2 separate regions of the Homo sapiens genome follow, and region 1 is linked to region 2. Evidence: chromatin loops called from intact Hi-C (ENCODE). Cell type or tissue: endothelial cell of umbilical vein. All regions are shown on one strand. Each heading gives the region's core, and the rest is flanking DNA. Links, peaks and the distances in the headings are about the cores only.

Evidence for each region. Peaks named below come from ENCODE experiments on the same cell type or tissue, not always from the same donor. Only the 100,000 strongest peaks of a DNase experiment are listed, where the experiment ranks them.
Region 1: a loop joins it to region 2, with 25 times the contacts of the local background. A loop is called at or near these places in 1 of 110 quality-filtered maps.

The regions. Positions count from the first base shown.
Region 1 is chr12:6,004,033-6,006,532 of GRCh38, forward strand. The region is part of intron 34 of VWF (von Willebrand factor); the gene reads right to left. Among named protein-coding and RNA genes, the nearest start is that of SNORA120, 35 kb to the right of the region's middle. In endothelial cell of umbilical vein, for the core only: no CTCF peak of the experiment used is centred there; no DNase peak of the experiment used is centred there.
Region 2 is chr12:7,437,475-7,444,306 of GRCh38, forward strand. It overlaps CD163L1 (CD163 molecule like 1), which reads right to left and starts at 6,679. Exons shown (of 20, transcript NM_174941.6): 1 at 6,623-6,679; 2 at 3,680-3,772. The coding sequence starts at 6,653. It also overlaps the pseudogene LOC100419928. In endothelial cell of umbilical vein, for the core only: CTCF peaks have their summits at 2,791 and 2,997; a DNase peak (open chromatin) is centred at 2,677; H3K4me3 peaks cover 929 bases; H3K27ac peaks cover 412 bases.

The DNA.
Region 1 (2,500 bases), core at 1-2,500, 1.4 Mb before region 2:
GGTCTCAATCTCCTGACCTCATTCATGATAATGTCACTGGATATATACTTAAAAATAGTTAAAAGGATAAATTTTATGTTATATGTATATTACTGAAAATTTAAATAAGTAGTGTTAAAATTGCTGACCAAAAATACTTATGAATGTCAAAACCAACGTACTAAATAAAATATTACCAAACAGAATCCAACACCACATTATGAAAATAACAAAGCATAGCCAAGTGGGATCAACATTAGGAAATTTCTTCAAATAATATACCATATCAATATATTTAAAGAAAAAAAATCAAGAGATTATCTCCATAGATGCTGAAAAAGCCTTCACCAACACCAAAATTCCACAATCACTCTTGACAAAAAAACACTCAAAAATGAGAATTGAGGGATACTTTCATAATATAAAATACATGATATGTGTGTGCACGTGTGTGTGTGCGTGTGTGTGTGTGCAAGATACTCCACTGCTATTCAACATTGTACTAAAAAGTTTATTAATGGAATTATACAAGAGAAATTAATTGGAGGCACAAAAATTGACAAAAAAGAAAAACAATTCTATTTGCAAATGACAAACCATCATACCCAGAAAACCCTAGAGAATCCATGATAAAACTAACTCAATAATAAAAGAATTCAGTAAAGCTATAGGATATGGAATTAACATATACAGATATATATAGGTTATATATAGATATATAGATGTTATATATATTGATATCAATACCCTTTATATACACAAATAATAAGTAGTTAAAGAACATAATGGAGAAGAAAAAAGTCTCATTTACAATTGCAACAAGGAAGATTCAATACTTGGAATAAACTTAGCAAGAAATATGCAAAACCCAAATGAATAAACCTGAAAACACTTCTAGAAGACAGACAAGTCAGCTTGAATAAGTGGACAAACTTGTTCTTGGATAGGATGATTTAACATCATAAAAATGCCAGTTCTCCCAAAGTTAATGTATAAATTTAATGCAATTCCAATAAAAATACCAACAAACTTTTTATGGAGGTAAACAAGTTGACACTAAAGTCTATACAGAAAAAACAAACATAAAAGAATAGCCAGGAAAACACTTTAGAATAAAGCTATGTGGAGGTACTAGTGCTACCAGACAATAAAACATACCATAAAGCCTTTAATGACAAAATATTAGAGGTATTTCCTCTTAATTAAGACAGTGTGGTAATTAAGACAATGTGGTTTTGGTATATGAATAGCTTACAACAAGTGGAATCAGAAAAAAAGTTCAGAAATAAGCCCATGCACATATGAAAATTTGGTTTATGATTATTATTCTTATCTCACACCACTGGGGCAAATATTAACATGTCAATAAATAGTACTGCAACCTATATCACAGATAATGAGCTAATAGTTCAAATATTTAAAATAACGAATAAGATTAAAACCCAATGGAAAGTAGAAATAATGAATAAATTTAGGGAAGAAAATAGACATCCAGCTTCAAGAAGCCCAAAAGACTCCAACTAGAATGAATTTAAAGAAGTCCGCTACAACATATATTATAATCAATTTGTCAAAAGTCAAAGACAAAAACAGAATTTTGAAAGCAGCAAGAGAAAAGCAACTTTTCATATAAAAGGGGGCCACAATGAGACTATCAACAAATTTCTCAGCAGAAACCTTGCAGGCCAGAAGGGAGATGGATGATCTATTCAAAAGAAAACAACGGGCAGCCAAGAATACTCTGTCTAGCAAAACTGTCTTTCAAAAATAGAGGGGAAATAAAGACTTTCTCATGTGCACAAAAGCTGAAAGAGTTCATCACCACTATACCTGCCTTATAAGAAATGCTAAAGGGAGTCCATCATGTTGAAATAAAAGAATGCTAGGCAGCAACATGAAAACATATGAAAGGTAAAATTCCTGGTAAAGGTAAATATATAAACAAATATAGAATATTTTAATACTATAATGACAATGTGTAAATCTTTGAATTCTGGTATAGTACTTAAAAGACAAACTTATAAAAATAACTATCACTATAAAAATCAGTTAATGAATACACAACATTAAAAAATATAATTTGTGACATCAATAATGTAAAGTGGGGGAGAGGCAGTAAAAGAGTAGAGTTTTCGTGAGCAATTGAAATTAAGTTGTTATAAGCTTAGAATAGACTGTTATAAGTATAGGCTGTTTTATGTAAGCTTCATGGTAACCACAAAGAAAATATCTATAGAAGATACACAAAAGGAAATGAGGAAGGAGTCAAATCTCATCATTACCCAAAAAAATCAATGAAACACAAAGAAGGGCAGTAAGAGTAGAAAAGAGGGACAAAAAAGCTACAAGACTGACTGAAAATAATTACAAAATGGCAACAGTAAGTCCTTCCCTATCCATAGTTACTTTAAGTATAAGTAGAATAAACTCTCCAATCAAAAGCTATGAAGTGGCTGAAATGAATTTTTAAAAATAAAATAAAACAGCCAGGTGCGGTGGCTCATGTCTGTGATCCCAGCAC
Region 2 (6,832 bases), core at 1,849-4,348:
TCCCTCCCTGCTCCCCCCACCCCATGACAGGCCCTGATGTGTGATGTTCCCCACCCTGTGTCCAAGTGATCTCATTGTTCAATTCCCACCTACGAGTGAGAACATGCGGTGTTTGGTTTTCTGCCCTTGTGATAGTCTGCTCAGAATGATGGTTTCCAGCTTCATCCATGTCCCTACAAAGGGCATGAACTCATCCTTTTTTTTTTTTTTTTTGACACTGTATATTTATTTGAAAACCGGAAAATACAGGTTTGTGGCTTCAGGGAATCACCCTTGTATACTGTGGTACATGATCAATGATCATTAAATCCTCTTCACACAAAAGAATTTTGCTTCCTCAGTCAACCATATAATAATTCACAAAATATCAAATTCAAAACCCAACACCAGTTTTCCAACCCTCTTTTAGGAATTTTATTATTATAAAAAAAAAAAAAGAAAATTCTAAGAAAGTTTTCCACCCATAGTCTTAACCAATCATGACTATTTTACTTCTCCATGTTCCCCCTTCTGGTCCTTGTACTTTTACATGCATAATCTTTTTTAAAATTCATTTTTGCTTACATTACACACATATTTTTACATGACTGTGTTCACATTTATGTAGGGTTTTTCTTCTCCACTGCATTTTCTAAGTTGTTCTATTTTGCTGTAGCACTAATGAAGATAATACTGCCATAAATAACTATGTATGCACAGCTTTTCCTTCTTTAAAATGATTTCCTTAAAATAAATTCCCAAAACTGGAAATAATGGATGAAAAAAATGATGTTTTTTATAGCCCTTGATAAATATTGCATATATAAATACTCTCATAATTTGGAAAATATATCCATTTTGCAAAGCCATATAAAAATAATTTTTATAATGGGACAAATTCTCTATTAAATACATTTTTATAAGCATTAAAATACTGGTTAATGTAGTTTGTGTCCTATTATTTAATAGTGGTATACTCAAGACAACAGGGGAAATGACCAAGCAGGATGTGAAAAGCTAATAAAATAAGCTGATGAAGCTATAAACCTGAGTATACAATGCTCCATATATCATCTGAGTACCTCTAAAAACCATCCTGATTTTTGCTCACAAATTAGCCTATAATTTTCTAGTCAAAATCATTCTAAGAGAAACAAACCAGAGACTAAGAGATAAGCTGCAGTGTCCAAGAGCTGGAGGATCTTCATTTATGACCGCCCATGGTCATAAACACTTTCTCATAGCTTGACTGTTTCCCTTTCCTTGCTTGTGAAATGTCTTGGCCACTCAACACGGGTTTTCTGCTGCCTCCCGTGGCCCTTACCTCCTCGGCTGAGTCCATGGACCAGAGGCCTCTCTCTTCCCCGCTCAACCTCCAGCCCTTTGGCGTTTGGACAGATATAGGCATAAGCTTCTCTAACTCTGCAGCACTTTTGCCTCTGTCTTGATTCCTCTGCTTTTTAGGCACAGTTTTCTTCTCTAAGAATGCGTTCTTGTTCTCTAGCTTCCTGCTCTCTCTAGTGTCCTCAACCTTTCTCGGGGTCTTCTTTTTCCTCCTGCCTCTGACATCGGTATCCTCCTCAGCACTCATGGCACTGTCTAGGGGCTTCTCAAAGCCATGCTCCAGCCCTGTGTCCTGCCCTGCTCTCTCTCTTGCACTTTTAGTGTTTTGTTTCTCTTCTCTGCTGTCGGAATGTAGCCCTTCATTGTCATCCTCCGGAAAGGGGGAATCATTAAGTACACTTGATTCAGATTCCACCTGGGATTCGACAAATTTTCTTTTTTTGTTTTTCTATTTTCTTTGGGATCTTCTCTTGTTTTCGTCTTTAAATCTCTTATTTCACCCTTTTTAACTTTAATTCCTTTGTTTCTTTTACTTCATCTTTTTTGGGCTTTTTGGACTCCTTTAGTTCTTCTTTGGCTTCAGAAATTCTTTTCTTTGTCCTTAAATCAAACTAAACTTTCCAAGGAGCTCTCCAGGTCTGGTTTGGACTTGTCTTTTAGCTTCCCGGCCTTTGCTTTTTTCTTTTTCAGATCATCTGGGCTTTTCTCCTCTCTCTGCCTTAATTTTTTCTTTTTCTTCTTTGGGGAAGTATCTTCTTTTGTCTTACTTTGCTGACCGCTATCAGAGTTCGCCTCAAATATGTCGTTATTTAAGGATAGTCTCTGAATATCCTTCCTGACTGCTTTGGCTTTGTTCTCTGCAATTTTCTTCCTAAATTCAAGAAGCACTTCTTTACAGTCCTCCAGGTGAGTCTCGGGCTCCCAGGTATCGTCATCCGATGTATAGCCTTTCCAGCGAACTTTGTAAAGAATTTCACCCCCCTCGATCTTTATGTCCAGGATCTTCTCCACCTCGAACACATCCTCTCCGTCCTCCTCACTGTCGCCAAAGGCCTCCGCTCCTCTCGCGGCTGCGTCATTATCCCCGCCCACTACTCCAACTCCTTCTTCGACTTCGGCCAACTCCTCAGTGCTGTCGGCAGCTGACACAGGGGCTGCGGTCACACTCGCTCCCTCCGCAGCCTGCTCCATCCTAGCAGCTCCGCAAACCGCCGAGGAAAACCCGCTGCGACACACACCCCAGCAGCTCCTCGCGTTCCGCGCTCCGCCCTACTCCACATCAGCGGCGTAACGGAAGCCGACCAATGGCGGGCTTGGACCCGCCGCGCCAGCGTGGCCACGTCCCGCTCAGGCTCCGCCGCCTGCTCTTGGCTCCGGGTAGCCGGCCAGGGCGGACACTTAACACTCGCGTCGGCCGCGGCCGGCCCTCCGCGCAGGCAGCCCTGGAGGCGGCCCCGCGAAGCTCAGGAGCGCCCCTGCGACGGGGAGGGCGGACTGCGCAGTGCCGCGCCCGGGCAGGGACCTGGAGCCGCCGCCGCCCACCGGCCCTGCCGCCATCCCCCCACCGCCGCACGGGAAGCGGAAGTGGGTGCGGGACCGCGGCGCGCCCAGCCCGGCCAGCTCCCGCGCCCAGCCCGGCCCTTGAATTCATCTTTTTATGGCTGCATAGTATTCCATGGTGTGTAACACATATATATTTTTAATTGTATTTAATTCTTTGATTTCTGTATCTTGTAAGTTTTTATTAACCGATTTTTCTATTTGCAAAAATACAATATCCATATTTTTTCAGTGAGACATTTTACGTTTGGAAACTATCTTTATCTTTTTTCTTTTTTTTTTTTTTTGAGATGGAGTCTTGCTCTGTCGCCCAGGCTGGAGTGTAGGGGCACGATCTCGGCTCACTACAACCTCCACTTCCTGGGTTCAAGCAATTCTTCCACTTCAGCCCCCCAAGTAGCTGGGGTTACAGGTGCACACCACCACACCCGGCTAATTTTTGTATTTTTAATAGAGATGTGGTTTCACTGTGTTGGCCAGGCTGGTCTCGAACTCCTGACCTCAGGTGATCTCCCCACCTTGGCCTCCCAAAGTGCTGAGATTACAGGCCTGAGCCACTGTGCCCGGCCGGATTTGGAAATTCTCTTTATCTGAAGGAGAAAAATGTCAACGAAAAATGTAATATGAAATGCATAAAAATAATTTGGACACCTTTATTTACAGGGTATAGCTATTGAAGGTCCAACATTATTTTTACATGTTCTATTTCCCTCAAAATATGCACTTAGGGTAGTGAGTAGGGGAAAGGTAGAATAGAGGATTGTAAGCCCAAAAGTTATCATCCATCAGAACTCACTAAAACTGCTGATGAGAAAGCAGGAATTCAGGAGCAGGATGCAAGTTACCACAGCAGAGAAAAGGTTCTGATGACAGCAGCATCTTCCAAAATCTGGAGAAACAAAATATAGCAGGGTAGAATTTCATGTCTTTCTAAGAAATGTTAGATGACCTCAATGACTTAAATCCAAAATAAAATAGAAGGAGTAAGATGAATTATTCTTCCACCTGTCAAGGATACCGCACAAGAAAGTCCTTTTCCCAGGAAAAGCCACAGGACTAGCTCCTGTTTGTGATGGAAAGGCACCAAGTGGTTTGTAACAGGGCAGATATTTTAGCATGTGATTCATTGAAAAATTGCATTCTGTGTCCAAATATATTTTGTGGCTGTTTGGGGTAATTGATTAGCATTTTGGGTTACTGAGTAATTTTTACTTCTCAACTCTTTGACCCTCTCCTCATTTTTACTGTTTTTCCTCCTAACGTTATCCCCCTACTTTGTTCATTCATTTGCTCCTTTATTGAGTATGACATATGTACCCGATCTTGTGCTTCATTATGGGAATAGAGGAATGAATAAGTGTTCTTGCCTGTATTCCACTCAGTGGCTTGTGACTGGAATGTACAAGCAAATCAACATTTGGAGGTCACTATAATAACTGCTGATTGAGCTCATGATTATTTACCAAAGCTATCCACTTTTCTTCAGGGTCACTATTCTATTATTCCTACAGAATCTTGCCACTTCCTCACTTCTCCCTGTCTTTTCAGTCATGCTCAGTTCTGCATCTAATAAAGTTTATGCTACACGTGTGGGGAAAGAATGAACTAAGATAGGCAGGAGCAATACACAAGCGAAGGAGTTGAGAATTTATTCTGAGAGTTATTTGGAGACTATAAAGAATTGAATCAGTGTAATAAATAAAATTTACATTATAGAAAGATTATTTTAAAAGCAGATGGGATGATTAATTCATAGGGGTAAATAAATGTATAAGAAATACTTTAAAATAATATTTATCATCCTGTTTACTTGAGGGGTATGTAACAGCTGTAACTGTTAGAGAACTATCTTAAATAGTATTTTCATTAGTATCTTATGGAAAAGATGAAGTCAGAGTTAAACTGAGCATGTGTAATCCCAGACAACAAAAAACAAAAACCCTAAGAGGACAGAAGGAACAGTACCCATCGGGGAAAGGCCCATGCTGCTTGGGCTACGCAAAAGCAGAGACAGAAGGCGCAACCTGCTTTGGTGGACATCTTTAGTTTTTCAAATGATGCTTTGAAACTAAAATGGATCCCGGGCACTTCTCTAAGAAGTAATCCCAAGTGAGTTTGGCAACAGTCAGTAATAACCATAGAGGAGACTTTATTATTACAATTATCATCAGTCACATCCATCATTCTTGGAAAATGTACCCAAATCAAGAGAAAACCCTCCCTATAGAACGAAACAGGGAGAAATAAGTGTGGAATGGGCAATTAGTGTCCCAATTTCCTTCTTTTCCATCTTGTCCAAAACACTTTAAGTTGGTCTTCTTTTTTCTCTTATTTCTTTTGTTCCTAATAAGAATATTTAGTTCCATCAAACCTCATGTGTAGGATTATCCTAGGAGGCCATTTCATCTTCCTAAATCCTTCCAGGAAACTCTGAGTGCCCATTTGTAAGAATGGTTAGAGCTAAAGATGAACTATAAAGAAAAAAGAATAGTAAGCTCTGACACCAGCACAATCAAGATCTGATGAACGTGAACAAATAGTGCAGTAGGAAATTCTTGAGAAGGAGAATTAAAGTATAATTGCCAGAACTTGTGACCTTCTATATATCTAATACCATCTCACCAATTCAAGACCTTCATCTTTCCCATTCCTTTTCTAATTAGATACATGGCAGACAGCATGTTGAAAGTTAAATAATATTATCTTTTAAGTAACACACATGAATTATGAAGAACTGTAATTCATTAAGATGAGCCTTGCTAGATAGAAGGCAGCCAAGCTTCTCAAACTGTAGAAACCCTTTTTCAAAAAGGAGGCTTTGAAAAATATCAGAACTTCTGCTGGTTTTCTAGAAATGTGCTGGTCTTTAGTCATAAGCAAAACAGTTACAAAATATTAAGTTGACTTGTAGTAATTGCACTGAGGAATGGCACAGAGACACAATGCCAACAGGAGTAGCACTGCATTTTCAAAAGCCTCAATCCTATTTAGGAGTTATAAGTCCCAAATACAGCAAAAACCTCCCTTCGTGATTCTTTATTTCCACGAAATGTCTATGAAGTGCAAGTGCAAAGGTTACTACTAATTTCAGATGTGCTGTGAAAGACTTCTTAGCCATGTATTCCTTTCTTAGTCCTTACTCTTTAGGGTCCATCAAAGACTTGTTCTTTGTTTTTTATCATAATGTCTTCTTATTTATTTGCTTTATTAAAATTTATAGCAGAAAGATCAAGGGCTCAGACTTAGCTGGTCCTGAATTTAAATTACACTTGAGATTCTACTACATGACCTTACATAAGTCAGTTAGTCCTTATAAGTCTTCATTTTCCATCTACCAATGGAGACAATAATATCTATAAAATAGGTTACATGTGTGAATTAAATTGAGATGACCTAAAGCATTTACTGTAGTACCTGGCACTTGATAACAATAAGTTTCTAATTTATCCCTTCTTTCTATTTCCACAACTTCATATCCTTGTGTGACTTCTAATCTCCAGTCTTTATAATACATTTTCTGTTTACTTTATTAATGTTTTCCTCCTTTCTTGGATTTCAGTTTTGCCTCCAATATTGCTGCTACTCTAAGTTCCACAAAACTTTCAATTTTTTTATATTTCTCATGTCCTGTTTTCTTTTTACCTTACTACATAATATTTATATCTGTTTGTTGTTACACATATTCTTAGTATACCCACCATCTCCCAAATGGCAGAGCAAAATAAAAGCAAAACCTTACCAATATGCCACGAGTTTTGAGGCAGCATCATTATGGGTCTATCTCTTCCTGAGTCCTGATGTAACTCCTGGGTCCTCTTATATATAATCTCAGAACTGCTCATGAGGTGAAAACAGATCTGCTATTTGGAAATGACAATACTGTAAAATTGAGTTCATAGTTTTCCAAAGGGGAAGTCATTATAAAAGCTGAGGTTGTTTTTTCTTTGCT